Linked DNA regions of Homo sapiens: region 1 is linked to region 2. The links are chromatin contacts, found by Hi-C in ENCODE. All regions are on one chromosome and are shown on one strand. The core of a region is the stretch at or near the end of the contact, and the rest is flanking DNA. Distances in the headings are between cores, read along the strand shown.

Region 1 (4,862 bases), core at 1,274-3,773, 400 kb before region 2:
TTAGTAAACACAGACCCTCACTTTAATCAGTAATTTTAAACTTCCCTTTCACCAAACATTTCACGAATGCCTGCCAGCATGAGATATAATCGGTTAATGTAAGGTTCACCCTCTTCTCCTTTGTCTCCACTATACACATATTTTGAAAATGGAAAGACAAAAAAATGGAAACCAGGGTATTTACAAACGTAATTATTAGCACCACAAAGATCCATAATTCCCATTATTTTATACGTATATTGGAAATGGTTTGTAGCTGCATATGATACCAATACGTATTCACTCCTATCAAAAGATAACAGTCACACCTAAAGGCACATTTCTGTGAAAGCCATTTCACAAAACAGGAAAAAAACTGAATTTTGAAATGATAGAGCTTTGCGTCCTTCTGCCAGGTGTTTTATTTTTATCACATAGTTTCTGTAAGAGAAATTTAGGCACAAATAGTCTTTCTCAATTAGGCCAGCTGGTGGCGGTGTTGACTGCATACCAGAACAGCCTAAACCTGGCAAGAGCTTCTCATTGTTTCAGAAGAGTATTTCCCAAGAAATACAAATGAGTTCATCTTATCTGTGTTTTGAAACTTTCAAAGATATTATTCCCTCATATCAGCGACTACTGTGAACTCCCTTTGTAAAGCCTGATGATCCGTCTATTTCTCTTGGCTCTGTGTACAGCATTCAAGAGACAGGACGTGTTTCATTTCCAAGGCTTAGTTAATCGATGGATATACATTTTATCTGTTCACAGCTAGCACCACTGTTTACCTTGCCCATGACAGGGCTTTGAAACTACATGGGAATTTTCCTATAAGCAGAAGAAAGGGCAACATCTGCATGAGAGAAACACAAGTTTATATTCGGAGTTAGAAACATTAAAATCGTCCAGGCCGCTGTCAGATTAATGTGTATACAGACCCACTCTGGGTATGCAAATCAGGATCTTCCCACGAACTTCTCTTTAATTGTGCTTTTACTTGATATGTCCTTATCTGTGTGTGTGTGTGTAATCTGCCTACTTAATGGAACAATCTCTGACACCAGGGCTTTGAATCATGCCAACAAGATAAACTGAAACCGATCATATTGTCAAAGAGGCATTTATAAATGTAAATACTTCTGTATAATCTGAATAAAATTTTCTCTTTCTTTATTACCAAAGTTCTCAGGTTTACTTACATGCTCCTCTCCTCTCCATATGCATTGCTGAGTTAGTTGTTCATTCCTTTTCTGTAGAATAGAGTTGGCAAATTTTTCTTAAAAGATCAGATCATAAATATTTCAGGCTTTGGGGACCAAGAGGTAAAGTCGAGACTATTACGTGGGCACCTACATAACCACTTAAAAACGTAAAAGCCATTCTTAACTCAAGAGTAGTACCAGATGCAGAGGAAGGACAGATTTGGCCTTGCAGGCCAAAGTTTGCCAATCATCTTCTAGAGAATAAATTCTATCATGGGATGTATGTATATTTTTCCAGTAAAATCCACAAAGACTGGCAGAAAAAAAGACTCTAGCCTGTATATGATGTTAAAATTTTTCTAGTTAAAAATTTTCCAATTTAAAGCTACATATTAGAATTTGATACTAATCATTTATACTTTTTAAAAATGCATACTATTATCACTAAGAAATAAAAATCCTGGACCTGAGATCAGAAAATTTGGCCCAAGAGACACTCATAATGCTGCACAATGGGCTGTGTGTGGCGACAGGGGCAAGAGAAGACAACCAGAAACACCCCCAAATAAATAACCATAATGCTGTGCACAACATACCAAGCACAGCAGGCAATTTTCAGTAACCACCTTATAGCGTGTTTTAAAACTTAGTGTTGACAACACAACATTTTTTTCTTCTTATCGTTAAACATTTTTAGTTTTATTTGTTTTAACTGACTAATAACAATTATACATATTCATGGAGTTCATAATGATGTTTCAATACATATAAAGTGAGTGATCAGATCAGGGTAATCAGCATTTCCATCATCTCAAACATTTATCATTTCTTTGTGTTGGGGACATTTCATAGGCACCAATACCTTAAATTTTAAATTTAGAATTTATATATTTTTGACAATTATTAGCACTGTAGGTTTTCAAGAAAAGATCCCCCTTCTTGCAGACTTGGGACTGTGCAGGGAGCGCTCCGGAGGCCAGGACAAAGGGTATCAGCGATGGGCTGGTGTTGATGTCTCTTCCCTGGAGATCTGAGAGAATGAGGAACTAATCTGTTGAACTAACTTAGAATGAATCATGAGTTTTGGGTTCACACTTTGTTTTTTTTTTTCCTTTCACCAGCAGCATAGGGTATTTTGCAAACTAGATTAGCTAGTAGAAAAGGAATGGCATGAAATAACAGACTCACTCAATAATTATTTGACTTTGCAATATGGTCAAAAATATTCTCAGAAGCTTACTTTTTGAAAATGAAGAAAAGAAACTTGATATGCCTGCATGCTGGGCCCTGACTTAGAGCTAATAGGGACCTTCAATATCATCCAGTTCAGCCCTCTTAGTTCACAGGTGAGTAAATGACAGCCCAGAGCACTTGAGTGGCTTGCCCAAGGCCACACAGCAAGGAACTAGCTATTCCAGGCTGATGCGTAATCAATCTACTTAACAGCAAACTTTCTAGCTCCAGGGACAGAACCAAAAGCAAGTTATTTTTCTTGAAATGAATGGGTCTTTACTTAGACTCACAAGGTAAGAGTAAAATATGAGCTATTTTGAATGCTTTCCAGCATTGTCCAGAAACCCAATAAAAATGGGAATTAAGGGATACAACTCTCACTACTACTCCAGATAGGATAGGTGCAAGCTGTGGAGAGCCGGGGGTTCGGGGGGAAGTGGGAGGTGGGTGGGGGTTTGAGAGCTGGCCTGCAGATGCCCAGGAACCTGAACCCTGCCTCCTCCAGTGGTCACCAGCCACACTGTGTCTGAGGGTCTCCAATGCTGGCAGAGACCTGCAGCCTCTGTCATCGCCTCAGACTGTACCATTCAGCAGCCACCGGGCCCTCCCTTTTGTGGAATCAAAGGGAAGCATCAGGAGAGACCAGGCATCTCAAAGCTGGGCTCTCCAAACATCACGAGATCAACTCCTTAAACATAGGAAGCCAAGCCTCTCGCCCTTCACATTTAAACATCTCAAACTGCTGCGTTCTAATCAAGTCAAGCAGCCAATGTTGTTTTTAACATTTAGAGTCTCTACTTTATGGGACACTGTGATCCATACAATAAATTTTTATCACAAGCTGGCATTTGCTCAACAGGTTCCTGGCTACTGAAGTGGATTACCCTTGGGCCCTCTATCAAGATGGCTTCATGTCTGGATTCCAGGTGACTTGGATAGTTTTCACTCTACTAAACCACACTACCTATAACGCACCTGATCTCCCTTGAGTGTCAGAGTTGGACATCCTGCCCTGTAGCACCATAACGACAAGAGAACCCAATCTTGTAGAGTCAGTGTGATGGTCTGGGGACATAGGAAATGCCTCTTTCTACACAGAAGGAAGATTATATTACGTAGTCCTGGTGAGTTTTTTCCCCATAATTGTCATCCAACATAAACGTCAGTCTCCATACATACGGCCAACAAACACGTGAAGAAATGCTCAGCATCACTGATCACCAGAGAAATGCAGGTCAAAACCACAATGAGACACCATCTCACACCAGTCAGAATGGCTATGGTTAAAACGTCAAAAAAATAACAGATGCCGGTGAGGCTGCAGAGAAAAGGGCATGCTTATACACTGCTGGTGGGAATGCAAATTAGTTCAGCCCCTGTGGAAAACAGTTTGGAGATTTCTCAAAGAAGCAAAAATAGAATTACCATTCAACCCAGCAACCCCATGACTGGGTATACACCCAAAGGAAAATAAATCACAAAAGACACCTGCCCTTGTATGTTTATCACAGCACTGTTCTCAACAGCAAAGACATAGAAACAACCCAGGTGACTATCAATAGTAGATTGGATAAAGAAAATGTCAGCCGGGCGCGGTGGCTCACGCCTGTAATCCCAGCACTTTGGGAGGCCGAGGCGGGTGGATCACGAGGTCAGGAGATCGAGACCATCCTGGCTAACAGGGTGAAACCCCGTCTCTTTTAAAAAACACAAAAAAATTAGCCGGGCGTGGTGGCGGGCGCCTGTAATCCTAGCTACTCGGGAGGCTGAGGCAAGAGAATGGCATGAACCTGGGAAGTGGAGCCTGCAGTGAAGCCGAGATCACACCACTGCACTCCAGCCTGGGCGACAGGGCGAGACTCCTCTCAAATAAATAAATAAATAAATAAGAACGAAAAAATATCAAACTTATACACCACGGAGTACTACAAAGTCACAAAAAAGAATGAACACGTCCCCTGAAGCAACATGGATGCAGCTGGAGGCCATTATCCTAAGCGAATTGACACAGAAACAGAAAACCAAATACTTCATGTTCTCACTTCTTTTTTTTTTCTTTTGAGACAGGGTCTTGCTCTGTCTCAAAAGCCCAGCCCAGGCTGCGGTGCAGTGGTGTGATCACAGCTCACTGCAGCCTCAATCTCTCAGGATCAAGCAATCCTCCCACCTCAGCCTCCAAAGTTGCTTGGACTACAGGTGTATGCCACCATGCCCAGGTAATTTTTTAAAAATTTTGTAGAGACAGTGTCTTGCCATGTTGCCCAGGCTAGTCTCAAACTCCTGGGCTCAAGTGGTCCTCCCACCTTGGCCTCCCAAAGTGCTGGGATTATAGGCATGAGCCGCCACACCCGGCCTGTTCTCACTTATAGGCTAAACCAATGTTTAGCTTCACCACAAAAGGACATGAAGACGGGAAAAATAGACACTGGGGACTCCAAAAGGAAGGAA
Region 2 (4,957 bases), core at 1,084-3,583:
TGTACTTTTTCTGTTTGGGTACACTTAAATACACGAGTTTAGGCATATGTTATTTTATTGCTTCGTAGATATTGCTTTTTTCTTCTTTTCATACTGAAGGTGTGTGGCAACCCTGCATTAAGCAAATCTGTAGGTACTATTTTTTCAGGTGTTCACCTCCTGTCTCTGTGTCGCATTTTGAGAATTCTCCTAATATTTCAAACTTCTGATTATTATTATATCTGTTACGGTGATCTGTGATCAGTGATCTTTGGTTTTGCTGTTGTGATTGTTTTCAGGCACCATGAACTGCACCCATAAAAGACAGTGAATTTAATCCGTAAATATTGTGTGTGTTCTGGCTGCTCCACCAACTGGCCATTACCACCCCCTGCCACCGCCGCCCCGTTCCCTGAGACACAACAATATTGAAATTAGGCCACTTAATAGCCCTCCATTGGCCTCCAAGTGGAGGAAGTAGTTGCAGATGTGGGGGAAATAGCAAGAGAGCTAGAATTAAAAGTAGAATCTGAAGATGTGACTGCTTTTATCGTGTGCAATCTCATAATAAAGTTTTCACTGATGAGGAGCTGCTTCTTATGGATCAACAAAGAATGTATTTTCTTAAGATGGAATCTATTCCTGGTGAAGATGCTGTGAATGTTGTCAAAATAACAAAAGAAGGGTTTATAATACTACATAGGTTTAGTTGTTAAAGCAGCAGCAGGGTTTGAGAGATTGACTCCAATTCTGAAACAAATTCTACTGCGGGTAAATGCTGTTACACAGCACTGGATGCTACAGAGAAATCTTTCCTGAAAGGAAGAGTCAGTGATTGCAGCAGACTTCATTGTTGTCTTATTGTAAGAAATGGCCACAGCCGCTCCAGCCTTTAGCAACCACCATCCTGATCAGTTAGCAGCCATCGACACTGAGGCAAGCCCTCTACCAGCAAAAGGCACAGATGGTCATTAACGGTTTTCAGTGATAAAGTAATTTTTAGTTAAGGTTGTACAGGGCTTTTAAAAACATACTATTATTACACACTTAATAAACTGCTTTTTCCTTTTGTATTGTTTCTTCAAACCTGAAATTGTGTATCTCCCTGGCTGTTCCATTACATATCTTTATTTTTATATTTACATACATACAGTATTCTTTTTGCCACAAATGTGGATATAATGATAGCTTTCTACTGGAAATACAGCTTCACATTATCTGTAATAGAGAATAGACTCTCTAGGGAAAAAGGTTTTGTTTATTATCTCAAACTGTTTAATATCTATGAGGAAATAGACATGTACAAAAATTTTCTTGCCTTATTACATTTCTTTGAAAAACTAAACAATCAGACTTGTCATAAAGATATTAATTATTATATAAGTTGTGAACTATGGGGAAAATATTGAGAGGTTTTTTTAATTATTTAAAAATAGTTCATAAATAAGTATATTAGTTTCTTTTCAAATATGTTATTTACCAGTAATAAAATCTACTCTTAAAGATTATGCTATAAATTGGAACATGGGAAGCAAGCCTATTTAGTAAAGCTAACAATATTTCTAGTTTTGACTGTTTATTACATTAGGAGGTAAATAAGAAGAATAACTACTGTTCATCACATATGTAATGTAACCAGTTGGGGCTAATTATGTCTTAATTCTTAACATTGGCAGAGTACTTTGGCATGCCATAAATACAAATATGGTGACCTTTACAAAACTATAAATAACACTAATATGAGTGTATTCTAAATTAAGAAAAAACATTTTGCATGATAATTAAGAGGGAACAAAAAATACATTCTACCTTCTACTTTTGGAAGGTTAAAAAATTTAATGATTAGATTATCCCTGATTTCCTAATTTTGATGACAGTAGCTATTGTGAATAAAGGGTGAAACACACATAATATTCAGCATTCTTTTTTTTTAAATGTGATTTTTCAGTTTTCAGTATGAGTGTAGAATTAGCCGCTTTGATTTCCTACACTAAGAACAGCAGCCTCGGTTTCTGTGAGACTTCCTAGGGTCCACGTCCTGGAGGAGAAAGCCCTGACCCAGGGGTGTGACGGAGAAAGTTGTTCTGTGCTGCCGGCTGTTGGCAGGCCTGCCTCTCATACCCAGCAGCCCTTTGCTTTCCGCAGGAGATCAGTTGAAGATTTCCGTCTTTCGATGAGGATATTTTTCTTATGTTGACTCATTTTAGTCTTTCGATCATTAGGAAAGTTTGGGCAATGTAGTAACCTCTACTTCCAGGACTGACTGAGGAGGTGATGTTTGGTTACATGAGCCTACCTCGTGGGCCGTTGGTTACCAGCCGTGAGTCACTCATAGGGATTGGCTTCATCCCTGGATACCTTTAGCCTGAGTAAGAAATCACGTTCCCTGTTGACAGCGTATTTCTTCCATTCTCCTCCCACTCTTTCTTCTCTCAGTGTTTAAGAATGGGACATTTACTCAGTCTGGGTAAAGCATTCTCTCTCCCTGTGGATCTTCTTTTCTCTTCCTTTCCATATTTGCCTAACGCCTAACTGAGCCTCTCTTCTACTTGCCATATGTAACTTTGCTCCTCTGTCTCTGACCATGGGGCCTTGCAACAGATCCATCACTACCTTCTTCCCCCAGGAGCGCTTCCGTTGCTAAACTGTCTGTTCAGAATTTCATGAGATCCTAGTAAATACTTCCAGAAAGCTGGTTTATTTTGTATTTCATTCTGAGTCACGAAGAACTTTTTTTAATCATCTCCCAGCTGAGGAATCAGAGGGGTTTGGCTATCATCATCATCATCATCCTTACTGTGAAAAATGCACGCTCATTAGCTCTTCGTGTTGCGTTTGACATAGTGATTTAATACTCCACAGGTACTTTCAGAGACATTTTGACTAACTTGTTTAACTTACAAATTTTTTATCTGTATGTGGAAATGAAATTCATGTGTACTTCTATTTTTCTCTATTTTTTAATTTTAAAAATGTGTATTAAGCCATTAGATACTATTTTTTCCTTGAAAGAGCTTCTAGGGAGCAGCCAGTTAACATCCACCTGTAGGTATTCTCCCAAAATACCCTCAGAATTTGTGAAATAGGAATTTAAAGCTTCTTTCATCTCCCTTTTTTCAGCAATGAGGAAACAGAAGCAGCATGAGATTGAGTTGTCCAAGGTCGTGAAGCCAATAAATGCTAACACGGAGACCAGAAATAATCCTAGGAGAAGTCATGTAAATATTGTACATATTTGTGGAAATAACATATATACGAATTTTAGAGTTGAACTTGAGCAAAGAAACCCCTGTGACACTGAGTGGGCCACCTCAGCTTGGCAGTGAAGCAAGTGGACAAGTTGGAAACGGAATGTCTCAGCTGCTCTTATCTTTGTAAAAGACCATTAGTTTGCTTAAAGGCAATATTCCTTTAAGATGTTTGACAGAAATAATTACAATAAACATAGTTTTATAATATTAGAATATAAATGTGATATGAAATAAATAACTTCTCTTGCCTGTTATCAAGAAGTTGGTAATAGGAAGAACTAATATAAAAGACATTAAAAATCAGGCCGGGCATGGTGGTCATGCTTGTAATTCCAGCACTTTGGGAGGCTAAGACAGGAGGATAACTTGAGGCCAGGAGTTGTAGACCAGCCTGAGCAATATAGTGAAACCTCATCCCTACCACAAAATAAAAAATAAAACATTAAAAATCATGTGGCAATGGGAAGCTATAAAGTACTTTAAATATACCCATAATTAACCGTGTGAGATTGCCACAAATGGATGGTGTACTAGCACTGTTTAGATACTGAGCCATTTCTAGATGAGATAGGACATTCCTTTAAATATGGGCTTCATAAGAAATCATATACATCAGTCTAAACACAGTATTCACCTGACTGAAAGAATCTGGCATTTTTAAGGTTCATGAACTTGTGGTTTTGAGTTTTCGTCTTGAGCATTTTTTTAGCTGCCAAGTACTTTGCTTTATAAAATGTCTGACTGTATTTATCTTTATAAATTAATCTTCAGAATTTTTAAAATAATTCATGTAAAAATTACTTGTCAAAATTTAAGTAAAATTTGGGGTAATTTTCCTTTTGATTTGTTTTTTAAAGATTGTCTTTATTTGTTGCTGTAAAGATAAGATTAATGCTCTAGAATAGTGGTTCTCAACTAGGGGTGGGGAATGGGGAGAGAGTGGCTCTTTCCTCCAGAGGACGTCTGGCAGTGTCTGGAGATATTTTTCTTGTCCCAACGGAGGAGGGGGCTACTATTGGTGTCTGGTAGGTAGAGGCCAGGGATGCTGCTGAACATCCTACAGTGCACGGGATGGCTCTATAACAAACGCCTGTCCTGTCCAGATGGTTCATAGTGGTGTGCACGGGATGGCTCTATAACAAACGCCTGTCCTGTCCAGATGGTTCATGGTGGTGAGGATAAGAAACTCTGCCCTAGGATGTCATCCTTCCAAATGTGCTTGCAGAATCTGTGTGAATGCCACCTGTAACAGATGAGATGAATGCCATCTCATTTTTCGTTACACTTCAGTTTTACTTTACAGTAAATTCTTCATAGAACAACAGTAGGGTCTCATTTTTCTTTAGGTATCACTTTCACTTTACAGTAAATTCTTCATAGAACTTTAGCAAACATTTACGTGAACACCAAAGAAAACATTCGGATTCAAATAGCTCCAGGGCCTTAAGTATTATGGTCTGCTGCAGGTCAGACCCAACTCAAACCCAGGACTCTTCTAATCATTGGAGGCTGAACCCTCACCTCAGTGACCCACTGATTCACGAGCCAAGTCAAGATGGGTTTGGGACCCTCCCAAGCCTCCAAAATCAATGAACATGTTTACTTTTTGTTATTAGTTATAAGAATAACACATTTTTCATTTGAGAATAAGTTGTAGAGTCCATGATCTGGCTTTGATATAAAACAACAGTTAGAACTGATTCAAGATTATCTTTCAATGCATAGGA

The links. Hi-C counts contacts between places; a loop is a spot of excess contacts on that map. Pooled maps may share reads with other maps.
Region 1: a loop to region 2 is called in a map of HepG2, with 4 times the contacts of the local background. The contact joins two enhancer-like sites. A Hi-C loop is called at or near these places in 1 of 168 maps with a recorded cell type or tissue (HepG2), 1 of 37 single-sample maps with no recorded cell type and 2 of 50 pooled maps.

Annotation. Positions count from the first base shown.
Region 1 is chr6:2,349,688-2,354,549 of GRCh38, reverse strand. The region is part of intron 4 of GMDS-DT (GMDS divergent transcript); the gene reads right to left. Among named protein-coding and RNA genes, the nearest start is that of GMDS-DT, 110 kb to the right of the region's middle. Within about 2 kb of position 2,523, at least 2 of the 41 ENCODE cell types and tissues checked have a DNase peak (open chromatin) inside an H3K27ac peak, as active enhancers do.
Region 2 is chr6:1,950,272-1,955,228 of GRCh38, reverse strand. The region is part of intron 6 of GMDS (GDP-mannose 4,6-dehydratase); the gene reads left to right. Among named protein-coding and RNA genes, the nearest start is that of GMDS, 290 kb to the left of the region's middle. RefSeq lists an enhancer at 1,615-2,814. Within about 2 kb of position 2,333, at least 3 of the 41 ENCODE cell types and tissues checked have a DNase peak (open chromatin) inside an H3K27ac peak, as active enhancers do.